3 separate regions of the Mus musculus genome follow, and all the other regions are linked to region 1. The links are chromatin loops, found by intact Hi-C in ENCODE. Cell type or tissue: heart. All regions are shown on one strand. Each heading gives the region's core, and the rest is flanking DNA. Links, peaks and the distances in the headings are about the cores only.

What was found. Hi-C counts contacts between places; a loop is a spot of excess contacts. Peaks named below come from ENCODE experiments on the same cell type or tissue, not always from the same donor. Only the 100,000 strongest peaks of a DNase experiment are listed, where the experiment ranks them.
Region 2: a loop joins it to region 1, with 1.8 times the contacts of the local background. A loop is called at or near these places in 2 of 42 quality-filtered maps.
Region 3: a loop joins it to region 1, with 3 times the contacts of the local background. A loop is called at or near these places in 6 of 42 quality-filtered maps.

What each region holds. Positions count from the first base shown.
Region 1 is chr16:29,811,164-29,817,185 of GRCm38, reverse strand. It overlaps Gm46567 (predicted gene, 46567), which reads right to left and starts at 3,636. Exons shown (of 1, transcript NR_164311.1): 1 at 2,153-3,636. In heart, for the core only: a CTCF peak has its summit at 2,944 (motif pointing right); a DNase peak (open chromatin) is centred at 3,005; H3K4me3 peaks cover 1,326 bases; H3K27ac peaks cover 2,218 bases; H3K27me3 peaks cover 570 bases.
Region 2 is chr16:29,884,021-29,888,280 of GRCm38, reverse strand. No RefSeq gene overlaps it. Among named protein-coding and RNA genes, the nearest start is that of Gm52263, 2.5 kb to the left of the region's middle. In heart, for the core only: CTCF peaks have their summits at 1,128 and 1,328; a DNase peak (open chromatin) is centred at 1,360; H3K27ac peaks cover 1,297 bases.
Region 3 is chr16:29,759,001-29,763,260 of GRCm38, reverse strand. No RefSeq gene overlaps it. Among named protein-coding and RNA genes, the nearest start is that of Gm46567, 52 kb to the left of the region's middle. In heart, for the core only: no CTCF peak of the experiment used is centred there; a DNase peak (open chromatin) is centred at 1,220; H3K27ac peaks cover 571 bases; H3K27me3 peaks cover 1,733 bases.

The sequences.
Region 1 (6,022 bases), core at 1,586-4,085:
AGCTGCTCCTTATGCCAGGAACCCCGTGTTCCCAGATCTTGGCAGGGCTGGCTCCCCCTTGTCCTTCAGGCCTCAGGCTAAATGCTACCTCCTCAGAGAGGCCTTTTCTAGTCACTTCTCCCTCCAGGGCTCTCTGTCACATCATGCTTTTATTCCTCCTGACAATTGGCAGGAGCTGGAATGACTTGGGTTGGCTTCTGTGCCTGCTTTTTGTCCCAATAGACTTCAACCTCAGAAAGAGAAACCAGCTGTGTTTCTCATGGCTGGGACTCCTTAGGCTAGATGTGCTGATGCCTGGTTGGCATGTGGTCAGTCCCTGGGCAGATGATATAGTCTCACAGGCGAAGGTCTATGTGACCAGGGCCTCACAGGGAGAACCGGAGTTTACCACAGGAAGTTAGCAGAGAGGTCAGGGCTGGTCAGTGTTGCTCTGAGCCGCTCTGTCCAGGGGAAGACAGAGCTCTGAGTCCAGAAACAGCATTAGACATTTGAATGGAAATGCTTTGGGGTGACATGGAAAGGCGTGGGTGCCACTAGTACAGTTATGGCCCCTCCATTGAATTGAGGGCTTCCAGTATCCTTCTGAGCGAGATGTGTGTGTGTGTGTGTGTGTGTGTGTGTGTGTGTGTGTGTGTGTGAGTGAGTGAAGGGGGGAAGGGACTACCTACTGGTCAGAAGAGATCTTATCCAATGGCCAAACCTAGTTTCCAAACACAATTCTTAACAAAGATTGTAAGAATTGCCATGTGTTGGGCAAGCACTAAGCTCCAACCACTCCACTAGCCATTTCATGTACAGCATTCTATTTAAGGCTCAGACATCACAGGAGATGTCATTATTCAGTGTCCGAAGGTAAGTGGGAAAGAGTGACTAAGATGTCTGGGGTCACAGAGCTGGGCCATGAGGAAGAGAAGTTCAAACACAGCTGCCTCCTACTCCAAAGCCAGTGCTCTTAGCTACAATCTTTCTGGGCAGAATTATCTCACAGGTGAATCAATTCATTGAGTTTGGCGCAGTCCTTGCAGACTGAGTCATTCTAAATCAGACTGCCCGAACCTGTTCCTCTCCCGGAAACTGATCCCTTAACTGCCAAAGTCAAGGCCAAGACTCTGGAAAACTCTGGTAACCTGACAGTGCATTTGCTGTGCCCTTTCCCAATTAGAGAGTTGTTCTTCTCTAGGGCAGAAGAACCACAAGAAGCAGGGTTTAATTACCGGACATATCTTGCTTTGCTCAGCCCAGGAGGGGCATGGTTAGAAACTCAGAGAGGCAGGCACACTGCTCGGAATGCCAGCTCCTGTATTCAGTAACCACATGACCTCGCATGGGCATGTTTCCTTGTGGATTGCATCGTAACCCTCACCTGTGAGTGTAAATGTGGGTCAGAACAATCTCACAGTGTTGCTGTGGGGATTACAGGAAGATGCATGTCAAATGTCAAGCACTTTGCTCCTCTTCCAGCAAGCCCTCTATGCAGTTGCTAGCCTTTCCCCTTATTGTGAATAGTGTCCAGGCAGGGGCACAGCTGATCGAGTGGGTTGGAATCGAGGCACGACTGCTCAGCCACTGGCTTTGGGTGTAGATTGTCCCCCTGGATTCCTCATCTTTAAACTCTGAATAACTTAGTAAGCTTTGAGGGTGACAGCCATCCTTAAGTCAAAGCTGTCTTCTGTTGGGAAATTAACCAACACCAGAGGCAGGGGATGCCTGGCCTCAGATGGATGGCATCTGCACCGTCTGACTCCCAATGGTACATCCTGAGCGTGGGCTCCAGTGTGTGCTGTACCAGCTTGTCTGCACAGTAGCCTGCTGTTTAACTTGGAGCATTGGAGGGCAATCAGCACAAGAATTGCAGAAAGAGAGACTTCAGAGCCTAGTCTGTGCACATTGTGAGTCCATTCTGTAGGAATCTTAGTGGGTGGTGGCAGGTCATTGTCTTCCCCATGGGAAGGAGGTTTATAGATGGTTTGTATATGTGTGTGTGTGCTCGTGCGTGCACGCGCTCCTGAATGTGGCAAAGCACTGTCTTTTCACAGGTAGAAAACCTCAGATCATTTGGCACCCTAGTTTCTCAGTAACTGAAAGCGGGCTCTGGGAGTGAGTGGGTGGGATGTGGTGCTGAGATGCTGAGGCCTTCAAGGTCCCCAAAGAGTACCTGGGTCTGTAGGCTTTTATTAAGTTTCTGTCACATGGCCCATGACCAGTCAGTTACCAACACTGTGTCCTAGAGGACCCAGACTTCCCAATCACCTTTGTCTGGAACAATCCCTTCCTGGGGCCAAGTAGATTAAACATTCATGGCCAACAAAAGCTTACGCTTACCTCCCTCTCATGCCTGTAATTGTGACCTGTCCTAATGCTTGGAGCCCTGGCTGCTGCTCCTCTGATTTCTTTTATGGGTCCTAGTGAGTACCCTGGGGTGTTACCTATCTGTGCTTGCAGGTTTCCACTAACCTAACCTTTCTTGTCAGTCAGGCCGAGGGGTGTTCCCTGAACCACCCAAAGGCCACACAGTAAAAATACACCAAGCCAGGAAGAGTATGTCCCTCTGAGCTTACATTTCTTTTGCTTGAAAACTGGAGACACTGGACGAGCTCCTAATAGTTCAATCTGTACAAATGACTTATTCCGTCCAACCCTCCATCCACTATGGAACATAGTTTTAGCACCTCTCAATCTCAATTCGGAACGGCACAGGAAAAGTAAGTCTCTCACACCATGGTAAGAAGACAACCCGGCAAAACAAAGTCAAGGTGGGTCTGTGGGAGGGGGCAAGATGACTAGCTTCTCTGAGCCTGCGCACAGGGTGATCTGGGCGCAGGCGTTGCAGACTTGTGGGTCACAAAAGTCGCTCCCTCCTCTTGTAGAGCCTCCTCCTGTCTCCCCAGCATTACTCGGCGCCCTGAAATGCCTGCCTCCCCGCAGCGGGTGCCGGTTGTCCTCCAGAGGGCGGCACAAAGGTCTCCTTGTGGGTCTGCAGCCCGGGGAGGGCGGGGGAGCGCCGAGCCTCCTGGTGACTCACGCCCTTGCCATTTCCTTTGTGCGCCCCGCTCCAGCGCGTGGCTGCGGGCGGGGGCGCGGCTTTGGCGCTGGCGGTGCGGGCGCCCCGGGAAGCCGCCGCGCGCTTTCATGTGGGCAGGGGGCTCCCGGCACGCGAGGCCGGCCCACGCGCACAGCCTCCCGGAGGCCCGCGGCATCTGGATCGGCTGCGGTGGCGACATGCTCGCAGCCTGGCTTCTTCAGGGCTCAAAGCAGAGCACCCGCCCTTGGGGAGGCATGTGGTCCCCAGCAGGCGCTGCTCCGCGGCTGGTCTCCTCCGAGGGCGCGTCCTTGTGGAAAAGTGAAAATTAACCACGGCAGGGAAGGGCTCGCACGGCTTGCTGCGCGATCTGGGGGATCTCTAGTCCCAGCTCTAGAGTCCCATCAGCAGCTGCCAAAAAGGCTGTGCAGGGGACATGTCTGCAAGCCATCTGCATCCAGCAACTTGCCAAGGTGATGATGCCTGGATACCAGGCAGAGCAGTGGATCCAGTGAGCGATGGCCTGCCTGGGAGCCGGGAGATAGTCTTCCCCAGCATCTGTTAACAGTGGGCTCCCAAGTCCCCCTCTTTCCGGTGCCTGCCCTGGTTTCATCTCTGCCCATGCGCAGTTTCCTTTGCCACAGAGACACTCTAAGCAACTTGTACATCACCGCAGCATTTTCACAAGCTGTTCTCAGCAAGGAAAGCCCATCCCATCCTCCTGAAGGACACCTGGCCTTCAGCCGGAAGCTGCTCCTTAGAGTCTGGTTGAATGCTACTTTTGTGCACTCCTCTGAGAAAGAATATTTACAGAGCCTTGCGGCAGCCTGGATAGTTATCCAGGGTCGTGCTATGACTCTTCCTTTATACAAAGGCAAGCGGTAGGCTGAAATAGCACATGAGTGAGTGAGCAAGAGAGTGAGCAAGCAAGAGACTGGTTAAATGAAAGACTTGGGAAAGGCCATTTCACTGACTACTGACTAGCCCTGGGTGGTGTTCGATAAACCCTATTGGAATCCCAAGGAACCAGAGTAACTCTTTGGTTGTGCAAAGAGTTTGTCTGGGCTCCCAGGTGCAGGCTGCAGTGCACTTGGGAGATGCTTGCTCTCAGCGAGGAAGGACCCACCAAGACCAAAGGAAACACCGTTGGTATCAAGATCTAGGGCCAAAGCCAGCGTGCGGATCTATCAAGATTCTAGAGGAATATGGAAACAAAACCAAGCACGATATAACAAGGCTCATTCTGCCTTCCCCTTGTGCCAGCTCAGTTCTGATAACACATAGTGGGTACAGAGAGCATCGCTCCTCCCCACTCCTGTGCCCAATTGCCACCAGTGTTTAAAGTTTGCAGAGCCTTCCCAAGTGTGCTCACTGGGGATGATTGCATGGGTGTGGAACTCTTCTTCCCAGATTTTAAGATGGTCATCAAGCTGAGCATGGTGGCTCAAGTCTTTATTCCCAACACGCGAGAGGCAGAGGCGGGAAGATCTATGAGGTCCATGACAGCCTGGTCTACAGAGCAAGTTTCAGGACTACATATGGAAACCGTGTCTTGAAAACAAAAACAAAACTAGCCAAGTAACCAAAAACATAAAGAACATAAGGTTTCCATAGTTCAATGAATCCTGAGATTTTTAGTGAATATTAGGCAATACAAAGCGACATGACACGTGGTTCTTGCCACCAGGAGCACTCAAACTTGACCAAGGAAGAAGTATGTGATCAACATGATAGAAACATCATGGAAGCCGGGGCCAAGATAAAGGTGAGGTCTGTTCTCTGTGAGGTCAGAGAAGACCACAAAGAAGCTTGTAGAAGGGACCTTGAGGGGTGGACAAGAGTCCTCTGAAGACAGAGTGACTGTGAGGAAAGCTCTGAGAGACAGGTGCTGTGACAAGGGAAGTGTGACACCATATGGTCACAGCCTTTCATTGTATGGGTATGGCTGCTGCCTTTGGCTAGATGATATTAACCCTTTTGACTTTTTGAGTTGACAGAGACGATCAGAGCAAACACGGTTTATAAACTTGAAATTCCTGGAAGTTCCTTTAAGGCCCTTTCTTTGGGTGTTACCAAGTGTCTGGGGCAATTAATTGACCTTACATGTTGCTGTGAGTAACCCTCCCATAGGGAGTGTAAATTTGAGCATCTTTGCTGGTTAAATTGATAACGGGTGTGTGTTAGGGGGTGATAAAATGAATCTTTGTGTCTCCCCACCCCATGATTCATAGGTTGAAGTCCTAAGCATCAATGTAATGGTATTAGGCAATGGGGCCTGTGGAAGGCAATTAGGTCACACGGGTAAAGGCCTCGTGAACAGGATTAATGCTCTGAGTTGAGAGCCTTCAGGCAATGTTCTCCCCTTCTTCCTTCTAATAAGGATACCACAGACCTGCAGTCTCTCTAGAGCAGCAGTCATCAAGCTGTGGCCCTTCACAGGGATCACGTACATATCAGATATTTACACTAGGACTCCTAACAGTAGCAAACTTACAGTTATGAAGTAGCAACAAAATAATTTTATGGTTGGAGGTCAGCACAACATGAGGAACTGCATTAAAGGGCCGCAGCATTAGAAAGGCTGAGGACCACCGCTCTAGAACCAGGTAAACACACACCAGAACCCCACACAGACCACATGCCCTGATTTCAGACCTCTGGCTTCGAAAAGATTGAAACGTAGTTTCTCATACCAGCCAGTCTGTAGTAATTTGCTATCACAGACAGAACTGACAAGATGGCAAGGGCTGTAAGGAATTCAAAGAAGGGTTTGAGAAGGAACAAGTACAGAATTGCAGGCAGAAGGAAATGATCCACCAGGGAGGTAAAACCAGTGCACGATACTGCAGGCTCAGCCACAACCTACCTTAACTGATGACCAGGGCCTCTTCTGCCATCACATCATTTGATAGGATACCTGTGCGTCTAACCTCTGAATCCACAAGCTCCATCATCTTTTTTCTCTTCCCTATTTCTCATCCTGTGGTCCCTAGAATTTCCTCT
Region 2 (4,260 bases), core at 1-2,500, 73 kb before region 1:
CAGGTCTTGTGTAGCAGTTTCCTCAAGACCGAAATGCCCAATCCTGCAGAAAAGCTCATCGGGACAGGAAGTAAACAACTCAAAATAGCTTCAGGAAATCCCTGAAACTGAGTAGATTTACTAGGTACCCACCCCCCAAGAATTTATAAACAGTAAAGCCAAGGAACAGTCACCTTCAGACAAGCCAAAATGCAGAGAAGAGTCTTAAATAAGATACGCTGTAAACAAGAAACAGAAACCAGCCAAGTTATCTGGAAGAGGTTTACATAGACTGGACCACCTGGAAAGGACACTCTGACCTGTTGAGCTGCCTGCAGGCTGTGCAGGGTGCTCCACATTCCCAGCTCTGTAAGCTGCCACCAAGGCTGTGGTGAGCTTTGGTGATGCAGCTGACGTTGAATGATTCTTGGTCCTGTGAGTAACCCCTCACCCATATTCTTATATGTAACTCCAATGAAACTCCTGGCTCATTAAGTTGGACTTGGTGGTCTGTCATGGGCTTACTACCTAGGGTAAGTAGGCTGGTGTATGTGTGTGAGGAAAGTGGTGGTGGGGAGAAGTTGTGTGTGTGTGTGTGTGTGTGTGTGTGTGTGTGTGTGTGTGTGTGTATGTGTGTGTGTGTGTGAGAGAGAGAGGGGGGGGAGGTTTCCCCAGGAAAAGTCAGTTACACACCAGGTATAGGAAGGAGTCAGTGTCTCCCCAAGGTTCCTCTCTCAGACACTAACATTTTCTCACAACCCTTATCATTCAGAACTCAGTACCTCAAATCCTAGACAAACAATCCTGAATTGTCTTGTTGGGCAATTTAGGAAAATCAGGGATTGGTAGAAAATGTAAGTAGGTCCATGAGAGAAAAACCATCATTTATTGAGTTGTTCAACTGACATTTGGTAGATCCACACCTATGCGCCAACTATTATACTTGGTGCCCACATTGCAAAGATGAACGGAACCTGATCTTTCTTCTCAAAACTAGTAGCTTCTTCCAAATTTGAAAGCACTGAACAAATTATAATAGTAAGATTTAAAAATATTTCTGCATATGGGAAACTTTGGTTTTGTTTAAAAGCACAGTAGCAGACATGAATGGACATCTCACTCATAGAATTCTAAATGGCAGACACAGAAACTTGCCCAGGGCTTATAGGAGAACAGTCAGGCAGTTGAGATGTGCTTAGCTCTAGAGAGAGCTTTCCAGAGACACAGCTTGGGTACCTGCCAGAGGGTCCCAGCAAGCAGAAGACAGAAAGAGAGAAAAGTCCTATAGTGTGTGCAGGAAACTATGAAGAGCCTCCTATTGGTGATTCATAAATCCCGAAGCAGGAAATGAGCACAGAGATAAGAGAAAGCTGGAAACTTGGCTTGGGCTGCTCAGCTCGGAGGCAGCTCAACAGGACAGAGGATGTCCTTCCCAGTGGCTCAGCTGGTCTGAACCTCTTCTAGGCAGCTCCATCTACCCGGTTCAGCAAAGTGTCTACCTATACCAGTGAGCTTCCTCCAGTGGGCATGGGAGCCCCCGGAGAGTTTCAGTCAGAGAGATGGAGTGATCTGGTATGCACTTTTTGTTTGTTGAGACGGGGTCTCAATAAGTGACCCTGACTGAACATTCTAGAACCCACTGTGTACACCAGTCTGGTCTCAAAACTACTGTCATACTGAGCCTGCTATTAGAAGAATGGCTTTAAGTCCTAGCGCACCCTTATTGGGCTTGATTCCTGCTTTAGACTACAGTGTGGAGACTGGCTGAGGCGTTTGTTTTGAAAGTGTATCTTGACACTTTTTAGGTAAGAGGCAGATGAAGTTTTCAAGTAAGGAAAATTTTCTTACTTACATTATGGTCACACATGCACAGACAGCTCTCCAAAGGCTGTGGTAAAGAGCTACTAGGTACCAGGAGAAACTCATCTTTTTGTGTCATCACAAAGAACCAGGAGCCTGGCAGTGTTGGGGATTGAACCTGGGGCCTCAGTGCATGTCAAGCAAGCACACCATCACCCCCAGCTACACTCCTAGCCCTCCAGTCCCTTATCATCAGATTTGAGAGTCGGGTCTGTGGTACTTCCTGTGTCACACAGAAGCAGCTCACAGCTGGCTTTTTGTACTTTGGTTTGGGAAAAGTATGTAGGGAAGTAATTCAGCTTTGTCCCTTCTTCCTTTGATCCTTCCTTCCTTCCTTGCTTCCTTCCTTCCTTCCTTGCTTCCTTCCTTCCTTCCTCCTTCCTTCCTTCCTTGCTTCCTTCCTTCCTTCCTTGCTTCCTTCCTTCCTTGCTTCCTTCCTTCCTTCCTTGCTTCCTTCCTTCCTTGCTTGCTTGCTTCCTTCCCTCCCTCCCTCCCTCCCTCCCTCCCTCCTTTCTTTGTTTCTTTCTTCCTTCCTTTTCTTTTTTTTTTTTTTTTTTTTTTTTTTTTTTGTAAATAAGTTCCGTGTCTCTGCTTTGCCATGTTTTCTGTGATTGCTTTCCTGGAGCAGTCCAAGTGTGGGGTGTGAGCACCTTCTAGACCGGCTCATTTCTCAAGCCTTCAGCAGTTACTCACTCTTTCCCCCTGTATGTTCCAGAAGCAACTTCCAAGCAGCAAAACTGATGAGGAATTTTTAAATCTCCTCTCCAGGTCCCTAGACGGTCTGATGCATTTTTCTTACATCCTGATCTTTCCGAGAGGAGGCTACAGGGTGGCATCCTCTATTCCAGAACACTGGGTAACTCCAGGAAGAGGCAAGGAGGGCACTCTGAATGCTGGAGGGAGAGGGAAGCCTGTGAGCACCGTTCCCTGAGGTGTTGGGAGGAAGAAGGGCACTCAGTGGCTAATATACCATCTCCTTTCTACTCATGACAGGAATGAGGAGTTTCTCATTCCTGTGTCTGGCTCTGTACCCCTCATGGTAGCACGATGAATTGGGGTGTCATTGAGGCTGCTGAAGGCCCAAATTGGGTGTATGCAGCTGCCACATTTTCTACCAGTCAGGACTCTAAAGCAGCAGAGGGGAAGAGGTTTGGTTGGTGTGGTTGCTCTCTGTAACAGCCAGGGTGAAGGTGATAAGAGGGGTCACTTGGAAGGTAGCAAGCCATCAGCTGAGATGGGCCGAGGCAGTAGCTTTACTCAGAGGGTGAGTCCTTACCCATTTGAGACCCAAAGCAAATTCTCCAAGCCCTGTTGTATTTGGCTAACAGCAATCCCCAAACCACAGGCTCCAGGGCTACGAGCCAGCGTTCCAGAAGAAGCCACCCACGGAAGAAGAGAGATGGAAAGAGGAAGCCTGGCTCTGTGTGTTTGGAGACAATAGCTTTTAGAGATTCTTAATAAGGCCTCAAGCAAAATCTTGTCAACATTTATAGCTGCTGACCTGGGTGGGGGATTAACTGGTCTTCCTTCAAGTAAAATAATCAAAGAGTTATGGGTCCATCCTCTGTGTCCCAGAGCCTGGGGGACTTGCTCCGATGAGGAGCCTGGGCCTTGGGAAGCTCCTCTCTCTTATCCCTTCAAACTTCATTTCAAATAATTCTGTAAACTTTTAGAAATAGCTCCTCTGGGGGAGGGAGAGATGGCTCAGTCGATAAGAGCACCGCCTGTTCGACCAGAGGTCCCGAGTTCAATTCCCAGCAATCACATGGTGGCTTACAACCATCTGTAATGTGTTCTGATGACTTCTTCTGGCCTGCAGATGTACATGCAGATAGAGTGCTCATATTCATTAAATAAATAAATACATACATAACATAACATAACATAACATAACATAACATAACATAACATAGTTCCTCAGGAGTGGAGGAAAGGTTTGGCATCATCTATGAGGGGCTCGAGCAAGAAATCCAACCTCACTAGATAGGGTGCTGCGTGCCTTTAATCCCAGCACTCAGGAGGCAGAGGCAGCTGGACCTTTGAGTTAGAGGCCAGATTCCAAAACAGCCAGAGCTACAGAGAGACCCTGTTCGAAAAGCAAACAAAGAAACAACAACACATACAAAAGACAGGAACAAAGGAAGGAAGGAGGGAAGGAAGGAAGGAAGGAAGGAAGGAAGGAAGGAAGGAAGGAAGGAAGACAGAAAAAAGAAAAGAAAGCCTTAGCTTAGTCAAGATGGCTGGCTATGTGAGCCGTATAGACAAGCCACATAGACAAGCTCATGGAGATGGATGCCACAGCGAGAGAGAAACCATCAAGGCATCTCACGGGTCAGGTACCTTTGTAGTCTCTCAGGTTGAAAAGAGCCCTCAGTACCACCTATTTAAAGGAGAGGAATTTGCACTGAATTCTCAGTCTTC
Region 3 (4,260 bases), core at 1-2,500, 52 kb after region 1:
GGCAGCTGAGGTCAAGCTCTTGGCTGCTCACTGTCACTCTCCTCTCAGCAGATGACCCCATCCCAGCACCTATCCAAGTCCTCGGCCAGTAAGCTCAGGAGAAAACACCCAACACCAAAAGCTTCAAAGGCTTGGCTGATAAGATGTGTTCAGGTACCTACCTGCCATCGTGGCAGTGTTCCTCTGAGTCCTCCTCGAGGACAGTGACATATGGTCAGTCAACACAATCTAGCAAACCCTGAGCAAACTGCCCAGTGCACCTGTGCTTCCAATGAGCAAATGACAGCACCTGGGAGGGACAGGTCTATGAATGTGGCCAAACCATCAGGGACTCTGTTCTGTTCTTTTGCATATTGCTGTTATCTCTGGGGCCCAGTCCTACACTGCTGCACTCTGTAATTCTCCTGTCAGGTAATGGTCCTTCAGGGCTTCAGAAGCAGCACTTTGGGGGACAACGACAGGTACTTCACCTCTGTGACTTAGAGGTTCAGCCAACACTGTCCAAGAAGAGTTCCAATATAGACAATAAACTTACACAAGACATCAGAGGCAAAATTGGTCTTGCTCTCCTGGAGTGGTTCTTCCTTACCAATCACTGCCAGGAGGCAGAACAGAACTGGGGCAGGGCCGTAGGCTGCATCAGAATCTCTGCAGCTATGTGAGCTCACGTTAAATATTGACTCTGCTCCTGGCTTCCTCGTGCAAGACAGAAATGCTGATGTGTGCCACCATCCTAGAGCTGTTCTGAGAGTTGAATCGAACCTCCAGCCTCCAACACTTAGGAAACCACCTGAGTGCATGGTATTCACTTAGCCAGAGGGTAGCAATTGTCACTGTTGATCACAGTGAGAGAGAGAGGGATGCCGGGTGCTCACGGATGCTTGCTGGAAGGGAGAGGCATCACATGGGCTAGGGGAAGTGGGGGGGGGGTTCGGAAAGGGCTTAAGAGGTGCTGATTCTGGTGGAGCAGGAAACCTCACGCTCCCATCTTGTTTTTCTCTGCTGGAATATGCTCTCACACTTGGATGGACATACACACCCCGCAACAGATTTGCAGCTGTCAGGAGAGAGAGATAACAGGGGAACAACAGCCAGCAGCTGGGCTCGCTGCCCCACTCTCTCAGGCTGTTCCAGCTCCAGCTGTGAGGAAAGAGGAAGACTGGAGCCAAAATCAGCCTCCCCCACCCCTGAGAAAATCCACCTAGATTAGACAGCTGCCTGTTCTGCCTCCTCTCCCTTGGGCTTTCAGCTGGAGCCTGGGAAATTGGATGAGGAGGTGAGGAGCTGGGAGGCCAGGAAATGGGCTCTGTTTATTCCCCTCTTCCTGGAGAGTAAGCAAAGGACCCCCGCCGTGGATCTGGGTGTCTAGCCTGGCCTACAGCTGTTGCGTGTCTGGGCCAGGCATCTGTCTTGCTCCACTGTGAGTAAGGGGGGTGGTGTTGGGGGAGTTGTTTCCATCCCGTTCCAACTGTGGTTCCCAGCCCTGGCCGTCCATGACATTCACCCAGAGAGATTTCCTGCAGCATCCCAGAACAACTGAGTGGGGTCTCTTTGAGGAGGGTCAGGGTGCTGGAACTTTTTAAAATCTCCTAGAAGATTTTAATGCTCGTGGTTGAGAACCTGTGATTGCAAAGAAAAAAAAAAAGTGAGGCTCTTGGGAGCCACAAATCACTGGCTTCCGTGACTTTGGAAATGGTTCGGCTCACGCTTGCCACATCCAGTCTAGCTCCAGAATCTGACCTGACCGCTGTGGCAAGGAATGAAGAATAGTCTGACAGACTGGCACACAGACAGAGGGCTGGGATCTGGTGGTCTGTGCTCTCTGCTGGAGAAGCCACCGTCTCTCAGAAGTCTAGTGTGTTTATTACACGGAGTGGAAAGGGGAGGCATGGTTATTGCAAATAGCTGAATAAAAAAACAGGGTTAATGGTACTCAGCCACACCAACGACGTAGGTTTAGCTACTCTTCATAGGACAGTCTCTGTAAGGGAGCAGTCTTCAAGTCATGAGTATCTGGAAGGGGTAGGAGGCTATGGTGGACTTTTTTTGCACACACTGTCAGTGCTCACACTTGCACACTTGGCTCCTTGAGGAAGGCTTTGCCATTTCTCTCTCTGAGCCTGAGGCTATGGGGTCCTAGACATGACTGTACCTGTATCAACAATACAAATCCACTCAAGACTTTGCCCACTCAGGGCCTCCTGCTGTATACAAGTGTCTGCTTTAGAGATGGGAACTGCATGGCTTTCACTTCGCATACCACAGCCGGAATGATGAAGACACCTTGTGAATATGCAGGCCTTGGAGGACAGTGCTAGTTGCTATCAATAGTGACAAGACAAGGCTCTTGCTATCCAAGAGCTGGGCAGAGGAATGGCCATGGACCTTCTGAATGTCACCATCTGCCCTTGGGTAGATAAGGAAGGGCAAGCTTCCAAACCCTAACCCCTCAGGGCATCTTAACCCCTAAGGCTGGTGCCGGTGCAGTAGTTCCACCCTTATGTCTGGGAAAGATGAGCCCCACTCTTTACAGGGCCATGCCTGTCTCCACAGTCATAAGGAGTCAGTAAGTTCATATTGTGGACTCTCTTTTGTATACCGAGGGCTCCCAGATTCCCCAATGAAACACAGATGGGTGCTTTTAGGACCTGCCCGGGCCTTTCCTCAGGTCTGTCTTTGAGAATCTGGGTTGGGCTACAGCAGTACACATTGCTAGGATCAGAGTGAGCAAGCGGGCAGCAGTGCTCAGGGGATTTGGAAAATAGCTTTGACTTTGAACCATACGTCCAGATGTGTGCCTGTGTGGGCATCTGAGGCTTCTTGCAGACAAGGTTATTGAAGGAGGAGGGAAAAGAAAGGGCCTGGGTATGGGCCAGAGGCACGCTTCTCTTCTGCTACCAAGTTCTGGGGCAAAATTCCTGGAATTTGAGAATTTTAAGCTAGAATTGGAGTTTTTGGCTCTTACAATATGCCTCTGTAAAGATAGGGAGATAGGATATATTTCAGTAACTGTTCTAATCTCATTTTATAACTTTTAAATAATAGACGGAGTCATTGGAACACTTGCTCCAGGCACTGCAGCCATGTCTGCTGGGCGAGTGTACCAAATCTAAGGTTCAGAGAGTGGAGGGTGCTCTGGGTTTTGTATCTGTTTAGCACTATGGCTGGGAGTCCTTGTGCTCTGCAGCCTCTGCCCAGCCTTGCCTGAAAAGCATCACTGAAGCTTTATCAGACTAAGGAGCAAGGATGGGGCTGGGGCCAGGGAGAGCCATCGTGGATGTTCTCAGTCTTGAGCAGCTCGCCTTGTCTGGCCTGCAGTGTCCCTCCATAGAGAGAAGGCTTTTGAGTTAAAGTTGCCTCGTGTTTCATCTCATCAATCAACACATTGAACTAAAGTCCCCAGGGCCCCCTCCCTCACAGTAAATCAATTGTCCCACATAATGCCAGCCAGTGCCCACTGGCTCCACAGAGCTTTCTAATCAAGCTGAGACCAAATCTCAGAGGAGCATGTGGATCTTACTGCCCTGTCAAAGCCTCTAACTTGAAGAGTGACAATCACCAGTCCCCATGAGCACTGTGGAGAGTAATCTGAAGTAAAGGGATTAGTGGAGGCTTTATTTGGAGGGAACTCTTATGGCTGGTTGATGGTTGAACACACGCAGACAAGGGACGCTCATCTGGGACCCAAGACCAGAAGGTGGTGAAACAGGAGTGCTTGAGAAGTCTGTGATCGGGTCAAGTGGGCTGTGTGCAGGTCAGAAGGTGTAGGTGCTGGGCTGTGTGCAAGTCAGAGGGGGGTGGGCTCAGTAGTTCTGAGTCCTGTGGACTGTGTGCAAGCCAGCTGATGTGAATGCAGTAGATTCCAAGTTCTGGACTAGGAAAGTCTGAAAGAATCATGACAGGCAGGCCCTGGAGCCATCCTTGTCTCCACCCTGACATTCTCAGCTGGACTAAGGCCACCCACAAGCAAATATTTTCATGTTATTGATCATTTCTGACAGCAGCTAGGTGTGCTCTCTAGAATAGAAGCTTGACCCATGCAGGAAGCTGGACTTTTTTTTTTTTTTGCAGAGTGGGAGTGTTTTGAATACCTCAGGAGCATCAGCCTGAAGCAGCTCCAACAGGTGCCTGTGTGACTGAGGACTCGATGTCACCCCCTAGGGTGTGTATCTGCAGCAGCTCATGGCATACTCATCTGTGTGTTCCCTCTTTATTCGCCACTTCCAGCTGGAGTCCTCCAGCACGTCAGATACCCATGAG